Linked DNA regions of Homo sapiens: region 2 is linked to region 1. Evidence: read pairs that join two places in POLR2A ChIA-PET (ENCODE). Cell type or tissue: GM12878. All regions are shown on one strand. Each heading gives the region's core, and the rest is flanking DNA. Links, peaks and the distances in the headings are about the cores only.

Region 1 (5,377 bases), core at 170-5,169:
ATACAACTGCATGGCTTGAAATGTATTGCCTTAAGGCTGATTCTAAACCAAGAAAATAATACCAACATCACTAGCGATGCTATACAAGTCACTTAGATGGGAGCTAAATCCTCTCCAACTCTAAGCAATTTAGATTTGGACCAATTTAATTCTTAGGAGTTACTAACTTTGATAACACATAATTCATTTTGACAGTTTAAACCAAACCAATTACTCCAAAAGGGAAGAAATTATGTGATTGCCTAACACATGGAAGCAGAGGCTTTAGAGATATAAAAGTCTTTGGAGACCGTTTAGTGCAGCCCCCTCACAATATAACGGGGAAATGGGACCCAGATAAGCAGACGCTTGCCTAAGGTCACAGCTTGAACCCAGTTCTCCTGACACCCATTAAAGTACAGTGTTCCCCTATTGCTGGGAGTTGTATAACGAAATAAAAAGAGGGGTTTTTTTGTTGTTGTTGTTGTTTCTTTTTTTGAGACAAAGTCTCACTCTGTTGCCCAGGCTGAGGAGCAGCAGCTCGATCATAGCTCTCACTGCAGCCTTGAACTCCTAGGCTCAAGCAATCCTCCTGCCTCAGCCTCCCCAGTACACGGGACTACAGGTGCACACCACCATACCAGCCTGGCAGAGTTTGCTTTCTTTTTAAATTGGATAGTTAATATAATACTAATTTGCAGTAAAAGTTAACTCCCCATATATTTACTAGTAAGCTAGCTTTCTCTGAAATACTAGGACACAAATCTTTATGTAAGTAAAAATCTAAGTAAATATATATCTAAACTAATGCATTTTATAAATTAATAAATTATTACATATCTAAATAAATCTAAGTAAGTATATCTGTATTTTTGTAGATATAGATTAGATAGATATTAATACATATTAAATGTATGTATATTACACTTCTCATGAGTTAGGGCAAGCTTGTTCAACCCACAGCCCATAGGCTGCATGCAGCTCAGGACAGCTTTGAATGCAGCCCAACACAGATTCGTAAACTTTCTTAAAACATTATGAGATTTTTTTGAGGATTTTTTTTGAGCTCATCAGCTATCGTTAGTGTTAGCGTATTTTATGTGTGACCCAAAACAATTCTTCTTCCAACGTGGCCCAGGGAAGCCAAAAGATTGGACACCCCTGTTAGGGCAACAGTAATGATTTGGCTGGAACTTTGGTTCCCACATTCAGAAAACAAAGGCTTGAGCTATAGTGTCACAAAATTTAAAATGTCCCAGGTCCAAGCAAGTAATGAGTCAAGAGAGTTGGTTTCATAACAGGGAGTGGAGGGGTCTGTGGCAAACTGGAGCACCACAGCACTAAATGCCTTCAGTTTCAATGTTAAAAACATCTGTGCCAAATGAATAGACCTACAGGCTGTCTGCAGGCCTAAGAGCTATCAGGCTTTTTGTTGTTGTTCTGAATTAGATGATCATCCTGCTTCAACATCTATGATTATTTTATGATCTATACAAAACTTAAGGTATTTGATGGTTCAAATATAGTGTTCCTACTTTCTGCCTTTGTGGAGTCAAAAGTTCTTTTGCAGGTCATCTGTTCACAAGCATGGAAACAGTTCCCTCCCAAACTTTCCAAAGATGGAAACATTTCTGTGGGTCAGGAACATTTACCTTTCAAAAGGGCATCTGCGATGTCCCTCTGGGAAACATTATCAGGTCAGAAGTTCCTTTTCTTCTTTTGAGCAAAGACTGTTCACAGTCATTTAACTGAAGCAGGCTGTGGCTCTCTAGGCTGGGTCCTTAAAAGTCAGCTCTTTGTTTTTCCTCCAGGAAGATGTTCCCCACCTCCCCAAACCAGGGGCTTACCTGCCTGTAAGTACTTCTGTAATTCCCTAGTTGCTTTTGTTTGCTTTTTATCCCAATCTCCCTCCCCCTTGGAATTACAAGCCCTACGAAAGAATGGGTCATGTGTGTCCTGTCCACTTGACTTTACAGGATAGAGCACAATGCCTGGTACTTAGTACATGCTCATTGGTGGCTGGATGCTCACCTAGGGCTTGGCATTTCAAATAGAAACATGTAATAGTCTGTCAGAGTCACTACTACAAGAGCCAAGCGGATGAATCTTAGTCAATCATTCAAACAACTACACCCTGAACTCCCTGTGACCAGTGTCACACGCTTCCATTAGAGGCCAATCCATTCATACGTCCGTTCTTTCAGGTTGGAGGAGACAGCGGCAAAAGAGATCTCAGGATACTGAGGGAACACTAGGAGGAGGACCAAACCCAGACTGGCACATCAGGGACAGTTGTCTGGGTAATTAATGCCCATAATGAGACCTGAAGCACAAGGAAGAATTAGCAAAGCGAAGTGTTCCTCCTTTTGAGGAACTGAAAGATGCTCATTGTAATTTGGGGAAATGTAAGAGAAAAGGCTCAAGAGGAACACAGGGTACAGATCATGGAGAACATCCTATACCATTTTAAAGACTCTGGACTTTGGCTGGGTGCAGTGACTCATGCCTGCATCCCAGCACTTTGGGAGGCTAAGGCGGGCGGATCACCTGAAGTCAGGAGTTTGAGACCAGCCTGGCCAACATGGCAAAACCCTGTCTCTACCAAAAATATAAAAATTAGCCAGGCGTGGTGGTGTGTGCCTGTAATCCCAGCTACTGAGAGGCTGAGGCAGGAGAATCGCTTGAACCTGGGAGGCGGAGGTTGAAGTGAGCCGAGATCGTGCCACTGTACTCCAGCCTGGGCAACAGAGAGAGATTCTGTCTCAAAAAAAAAAAAAAAAAAAAGACTCAGGAGTTTATCTAAGAGCAGTGGAGAACCACAGAGGAGGAGTTTTAAATAAAGAAATGACTATTGGTTTGGCAATTGAGAAAGACTATTTTGGATACAGTAATGATAAGAGTGGAAAACAATGGACAGGGATTGTTTCCACTTAGGTCTCATTTTTATCACATTCTAATAAAGTGGAGCTAAGAAGTCAACACAAAAGGGGAACACAATCTAGTTGACTGTTTTTTCAGCTTTTTTTTTTTTTTGAGACAGGGTTTTGCTCTGTCATTTAAGCTAGAGTACAGTGACATGATCATGGCTCACTGCAGCCTCAACCTCCCAGGCTCAAGTGATCCTCCCACCTCAGCTTCCCAAGTAGCTGGGACTAGAGGCATGTGCTACCATGCCTGGCTAATTTTATTTTTTTGTGGAGATGGGGTCTCACTATTTTACTTAGGCTGGTCTCAAACTCCTGGGCCCAAGGGATCCTATTGCCTTGGCCTCCCAAAGTGCTGGGATTACAGACGCAAGCCATAGCACGCGGCCCCAGTTGCTTTATTAAATAAAAAAGGACTACCAAAAATCCCAGGCACCTCTATTATTCTACGCAAATGCTACTCTTCTCATAAAAATGCACCACACTTTTACCATCACCACTAATCACCATTCTTAACACTTACTAGATACCAAAACTTCACTAAGAGTTGCATAAGATAAAATGATTCACGTTCCACCCACCAACCTCATTCCTCTCCAAGGCTGAGGCACAACCTTTTAAATGCTGATGTCTTGCTTCTGCCCTGACTTTAACATTTTGGGCGTGAAAATTATAAGTGAAAAACGTTATAACGTATTACAAGTTTTAAAATCATAGTCTTTTAAAATGACGTAAGAGCAGGGAATTTTCCATACACAAGGTTTTCAATCCATTACCATATTCAAAGAATATAGCAGTCAGGCCCAGTCTTTCTTTTTTTTTTTTTTTTTTTTTTTTTGAGACGGAGTCTCGCTCTGTTGCCCAGGCCGGACTGCGGACCGCAGTGGCGCAATCTCGGCTCACTGCAAGCTCCGCTTCCCGGGTTCACGCCATTCTCCTGCCTCAGCCTCCCGAGTAGCTGGGACTACAGGCGCCCGCCACCGCGCCCGGCTAATTTTTTGTATTTTTAGTAGAGACGGGGTTTCACCTTGTTAGCCAGGATGGTCTCGATCTCCTGACCTCATGATCCACCCGCCTCGGCCTCCCAAAGTGCTGGGATTACAGGCGTGAGCCACCGCGCCCGGCCCAGGCCCAGTCTTTCAAGCACATATTGGTATGTCATTGATTGATTTAACAGAGGAATACTGTTCATCCAGTAACTCCTCAACTATTTTCATTTCTTTCTTTTAGAAAGATGGAAAGATGCTCCCAAAGTACTTACACTTTACTTGTCCCCCAATCACATAAAATTTCATTTAACAAATATTTAATGTTTACTACATATGAGACATTGTCCCAGGGTTAGGACAGTGAATAAGAGAGGTGGGTCCCTGCTCTCAAGCCATTTGTAATCTAAAGGAGGAAAGTATAATAAGCAAATTCATTAACAAAATGATCTCAGAGAGCAATGAGTGCAACGAAAGACAACAAGATAATAATATGACCAGGAAAATGCTCTCCAAAGGGGAAAATATCTGAGCCACAACCTGTTTGTGATGAGAAGCAGCCGGTCCCACTGTAGCAAAATTCTTCTTACAATGAAAATGAAGACGCTACATAGCCAATACAATTCACATACACTGAAATAAAACTCCCTCAAGATTCTAAAATATATTTTTCCTCTTAAACACTGTGGGTTGATCAGTCAGTGTTAGACATTCCTTCCAATTGGCTCAGAAAAAAATCAATCATGAGAATAAACAACGGCACTACAAAGTACAAAAGAGAATGAACCACTAGATAGAAAATCTGGAAGAATTTTGGTGGTATAAATTCAGACACCTGGATCCAGGAAGGAAGGGAAAAGATAATCCATGATTGTCCAGTAGTAACATGGCTGCTTCACCTGACAGGACTGATTACAAAACAGGTACCTCACTGAGAAATTGAGAGAAAGAGGCCCTCCAGGGCTGCAGAGAACACAATGTCTTCGGGAGGGCTGAACCAGGAAAACAGCCTGGGATCCTGCCAAGCCAGTCCTTCCTTCCTGAGGGGGCGCCAAGGTCTTTCCATGACGCAGCCTCCAGCTCCTCCTGCCTCCCCATGTCCCCAGCACTCTGCATTAAGCATTAGATGCTGGTCCCCATTTAGAAGGTCAGCAAATCAAGAGCAAGTACACGAAAGAAGAAAATAGAGTTTAAACAGAGGCAATTCTTCAGATTTTGGAAGCCAGAGAAATTATGCAAAATAAACATGTTCTAGAAGCAGCAGAAAAAAAACTGACAGTGATAATTTAGAAAATGAGACCATGTCCAAAAATCAGAAACTAATTTGTTTTATTGTGATTTCATTTTTTCTACGCTCCCATTCTCATAAATATTTTCTGCACTAAAGAGGAAATGTAGTTTTCAAGAGTCAGACTTGGCTCAGCTGAAATTCTGTCATTTACTAGCATCTTACTTAACACCTTCAGTAAAATATGGATAAGCGCTGAT
Region 2 (5,377 bases), core at 89-5,088, 180 kb before region 1:
ACAACACCGTCGTCTATTGACATCTCCACTAAGACCAAATTCTGATGCATGAAGATACAGGAATTAAGATCTCTGTTTAGTGTCAAGTGCCCAGGTCAGTACAATGACAAAAAGCTGGTTTAAGTTGAGGTTCATTCGGTTCATCCTAGACTGTCAAACGCCACTGAATTCACCACAGGTGACTGGTTCTGCTAGGTAGAATAAGTTGAACGAGGATAAGGGAAGTCACTGAACCCTGTTGCCATCCACACCACCACAGTGGCTGGAGAACTTTATTTCCATTCTGGAGAATTTCAAATCTCCAGAAATAAAACACAAAATTCCCAGGAAGTGAAACAGTATCTGTACTTCACAACGTAATCAAATAAAATTCAACTGTACAGCCAGTCCTTGTTCTTCACCCCCTCCCTGTCTATTGCTTAGGACCCATACCCAACAGCAGATGCTGGTTTGACACTCAGTGGTGTGATAACACCCAGACCATGCAAGGCCACCTGCAGACTTCTTAAATTTTTCACTGTTATAAACAACTCTGTGATAAATGAAGGAATCTTTTTGACATGTCTGAATCTATGAATATTTTTATCATGTATTTTCACAAATAAGCAATCAACTCCAAGTGCCATGTTCACATTTAAGAATTTATATCAATGCCACTGCACTGGTGTTTGCCTTCCTTGGTCATGGGGACCAAAAGAGGCAGGCAGAGAGAACAAATTTCAAAATCCCGTCTGGGCTGTTATATGACTTATTTCTCCACCTAAAATGCAATATCCATGAGGAGACTCATTGCCTTCGTTTCTATATCTTTATATTTCGGGGTTCCCTTCAGTGCCTAACACAGTGCTTTGCAAATACCAGGCCCATAATAAATGGCTATTAATCTGAACAGCAACTCCCTCCCTGACCATTGGGTTTGGCCAGGTTCCCAGGAGACCGCAGTGAGGAAGGATTAGGGAGGATGTGGGGGGAGCTGGGTGGATTCTGGTTTGTGCTGGGACCCTGGGACCCATCTGGGACCTCTACAGCCAACGTGAAGCTGCTATTGCCTGCAGAGGTCCCCTGTCTTGGGGATGACCTAAGACCAGGACAGCATACTCTGTGGCTCTCAAGTCCACCCCAGACCAGGCGTCAATCCTTCAAGACCAGTCTAGAACCAAACTGATTCCAAGAGATAACAATTTGCCCTGCTTGGTGACTGCCTGCTCATGTTTGGCTTATAGATGAGAAAAACCTTTGTTCCTTTTTTTTTTTTTTTTTTTAAAGGAGAAGAGTATTAAAAATTCCACTGACTGCCCAAACAGGATTTACATGAATTTAACTGGCTACTGCAGGACACAGTGAACTCTTGGAGTGGCTTCTGTCATTAAGACAGGGTCCGTGAGCAGACGGGTCAGCCAGGTTGGGCAGCAGGCTGGTGTCCTGGTATCCCCGGCATGTTCTGATGGACACAGATTCTTCCCTTTCTTCAGAGGCAGTAGGCGTGGGTGAAGCAGGGTAGGCAGGCTGGAATGCTGGTGCTATCTGGTGACTGTTCAGGTGAGTTAGTCAAAGGACAAGAAGAAGAACTGTCTCGAGTTAGAAAGCAGGGACTCTGGTCTTAGCTCTGTCACCTTTCTGGGCCTCAGTTTCCTCATCTGTAAAACGATGGGATGGGACACGATGATATTCCCTCCACATTTCTCACATCAGTCAATCACTATATCCTCACATATGTCCTCCTCTGCCCAGGGCAATGCTACTCAAAGTGTGGTCCACAAACTGCCGCTCATCTGCAAACTGGCGCTGACCCATGGTGAGGTAAAAGTAGAGGCACAGAGTTTTTCGAAACTATTTGACAGTATGACAAACTATCATACTGTCATACTACATGACAATATAAGTCCGCTGAATCTAATAATAAAAATGTGGTCTTCTGTTTTATATGTATTTGGAAATTTCATTTTTCTAGTAATTTACTTTTAATACATTTTATAAAAAGTATTGGTCCTAAACGGACTGAAAAAGGAAAAATTAAAACACATTGATTTATCACCACAGATAAATGGAAGAGCTCATTTCTCTCCTGGGCTGACTTTTTCACTCTTAACTGAAGCTTCTCTGTCTCCAAAGCCTCTGCATCCCTTCCTAGGCCAAGTTTGGTGTCTCTCCGCCTGTGCTCCAATGGTGTTTGGTACACACTTCTAATGACAGCATTTCTTGCACTGATTGCATCTGTTGGTTTCCCTGCAGATCTTCTCCATGCTTATTTCAGCTCTCTAGCCCCAGAACAAGGTACCTGGCACAAGGCTGGGTAGCCAATTAAGTACTAACTGAACTGAACAAGCTCTGAGTTTCTTACCTTAAACTTTGGTTGCATTCCCTTTATTCATACACCCCTTGAGTGTAAAGTGTAAAGTTCTGCGCGTGGTGGATGCTAAGGAACTGAGGAAGCAATGGTGAGAACTGCTTTCTGCATCTGGTGGTAAATCTTTTATGCTACCAATCCCATTGCGCTGTTCCTTTTCCAGCTCTCAGTCTGATCCTACTGTTACTGTAAGTGTCAGCTTGGGCAACACAGTGAGACCCTGTCTCTATAAAATTTTTTTTAAAACTAGCTGGGTGTGGTGGTGTGTACCTGTAGTCCCAGCTACTTGGGAGACTGAGGTGGAAGGATCACGTGAATCCAGGAGTTTGAGGATATGATCATGCCACTGCACTCCAGCCTGGGGGACAGAACAGGATCCATGTCTCCAAATAAATGAACAAACAAACTTATTTAAAAAACCCCCAAAACAAAGAAAATTGGGCTTGTAGGTACAAAAGCCAGTGACTAATGTGTGTGGCTGGTGATTAAAAATCCTTACAAACCAGACAAGACAAATCACTCCTGTATATCTTGTGTAAAATTAAAAGGTCAGCCAGGAAGAAAAGGAATGATGAAATTTCTTAAGTTCTTCATCAAGCTGAAAAGCTCATTTGATGCTTTGGGTATTTTTTAAAAAGGCATTTCATGGAAAACTCCCAAACCAGAAGAGATGGAATATTACATAGGAAACCATTTAAAAGCTCAGAAAATCCTTTAAGTCCAAATCAAAGAATGCAATTCCCATCATATGGAACTCATTTCTTTTTGAAAGTCAGTAAGTCAAAAATTTTTTACTAGGAATCGGCTGGTTCCCTCTGCATTTTTTCCAGAGAAGGCAGTTTGGGAACACAGTTCCAGAACCTCAGCCTCATGAGTTCTACTCCTGGATTTTCCTGGATTTTCTCTCTGAGGCTGTGGAAAAATTCTCTTTCTCTCTCTGCTTCTGAGCCCTGCTTTAAAAAAAAAAAAAAAAAAAAAAAGGGTCATGTGATCATCTGCCCAGTTTCAGGATGTAGTATATGAAATCCTGTCCTCAGAGCTCCCTGAGTGCTTCTGATCCCCAGAGCCAGACAGCCTATGCTCACGTAGAGTTTGTAGAACACAAGAAAGCACCACAGACATGACAAGTGATATATTTTCCCATTAGAAAAGGAACTCTATTCCTCAAATTAAGAAACAGAATCAACTGATGAAAAAAATTTACCAAAATTCAAGATCTGAAAAACATGAATTATTTGAAAGTAGAACATTTTACCTGTCTGATCTAGGTAATAAACAAGCTAGAGTTCCAGCCACTCAGATAAAAACTGCAGTTACACTCTGAGTTTTACAGCCTTTCCACACAATGTTCTATCCACCCACAGAGTCGGGATCCCGTTGACACAGAAGTGAACTTGAAGTTTTTGATCTGGGTTGCGTGACAGATTCCTGACTAGAAAGGTGGTGCTATCTCTCCTCCTGTAACTTTCCACTGATGCAAAGGAGGTCACAAGCGCCAGGAAGCAGCAATGACAAGCATGTGTGGGCAGAGGATCATGTGCCAAGGCAGGGCACAAGCCTTCTCTTCCACAAGAAGCATTTATGCCATCTTATTGGCACACATCGGGGAGGCTGTGCGCCTTTGTAGTTTATGCCATAAAGGAGCCAAGCCTCCAAGCTATAGCTCTGGGGATGCCTTTTCTTTCTTATATGGTTCAGGAGGCAAGGAGCGTTCTTCACCCTGCCAGGCCCTCAGAGGTGAGGACTTGAGCCATCCGAGAGGCTCTGGCAGTTCTGGGTGGGGGGCTGCCCCAATCTGACTCCTAGCTGGCTGGAGCCAGGTGTGACAGGTGACTTGCCTGGCAGGGTGCCCTTTGCCCTCCTAGGAGCTCCCCAGGCAGGCTCTGCAGTGGGCCTTCTAGAGGAGGCTTTGCAGCAGGTATTCACCCTGGGCCACAGTCACCTGCCAGGCATTGGCTCTCAAGACCAGAACCACAGGTTTAATAATTCTACATCCGAACCAAATGGAGACAGTTAATGATCCCACTTGCTAGTGCCAAGGAAAACTCACCGGCTATGTGAAAAGGAAGAACTGATGGATAATATGAGCAGAGGCTCTACTTGAGTCATTAAACCAAAGTAAGATGAGAGTTCACTGTGTGGTGACTCTATTTTCAGGCAAATTGGAGGCAACTAAACACTTAAATCCTACCTAAGTCTCTCACCACCCCTAAGTGTCTCCTCCGGAGGCTCCTCCTCCTCCACCCTCCCTTATAGGATAGCTGGTTCCCTAAGGTTCTGTTCTTGGCTCTTGCCTGGGTTTACTTCCAGCATTCCTGCCACACCATATGGTACCTTTGTGCACATTAGAAAAAGGTGCCCCTTTCTCAAGACATCTGACTGCCATCTGCCAGAAAATTCAATCATTGCACAAATCTACAATGACTAGGATACGGTGGCACTCCCTAGGGTTGTTCAGGGCCCAATCTGCCCAGTTGTGCACAGTTGCCCTGCTTGACACTTTACCTTGCAGTTGAGTCCCGTGAGTTCAAGTATTCCCTTAGACAGATGGCTCCCCAGTCTAAATCCCTATCCTGACACCTCTCTCCGGAGAGCCAGGCCGCATCTCTAACTGCTTTATGGGCAAAACTACCAGAAGTGTTTCTTTAAACACAAAAAAACAAAAACTAAACTGTACTCTGTTGCTATCCCTACTCAGTTAAAAGCTCCTTCACTGGAAATCTCGGAGTCATCTTTAACGCCTACTCCTTGGTCCCCCAACCACATCATCAGACTCCCTTCGATGTGAATCGCTCCCCCTCCTCTTTTCCTTTCTCTTCCCACCATTACTGGCTTGCCCCAAGCTGTGACTGTTTCTTGCCTGACCTATGAGAAGACCTCCTACTTGAACTCCTGGCTTCCAGGCTTACTCCTCTGTTACTTACTCTAACACACTGCATTTATTTCCCGTTAGTCTCTTCCTCAAAAACCTCTGTTGGCTTCTATTGAAAGGCAAATAAAATAAAGCCCACACTTCCTAGCCCAACATTC

What was found. Peaks named below come from ENCODE experiments on the same cell type or tissue, not always from the same donor. Only the 100,000 strongest peaks of a DNase experiment are listed, where the experiment ranks them.
Region 2: POLR2A ChIA-PET joins it to region 1 with 7 read pairs; 7 of 35 experiments call an interaction of 5 or more read pairs at or near these places.

Annotation. Positions count from the first base shown.
Region 1 is chr14:61,326,621-61,331,997 of GRCh38, reverse strand. The region is part of intron 1 of PRKCH (protein kinase C eta); the gene reads right to left. Among named protein-coding and RNA genes, the nearest start is that of PRKCH-AS1, 6.5 kb to the right of the region's middle. In GM12878, for the core only: no CTCF peak of the experiment used is centred there; DNase peaks (open chromatin) are centred at 1,276 and 2,317; H3K4me3 peaks cover 2,740 bases; H3K27ac peaks cover 3,684 bases.
Region 2 is chr14:61,510,200-61,515,576 of GRCh38, reverse strand. The region is part of intron 10 of PRKCH (protein kinase C eta); the gene reads right to left. Among named protein-coding and RNA genes, the nearest start is that of PRKCH-AS2, 33 kb to the left of the region's middle. RefSeq lists an enhancer at 2,208-2,377. In GM12878, for the core only: no CTCF peak of the experiment used is centred there; no DNase peak of the experiment used is centred there.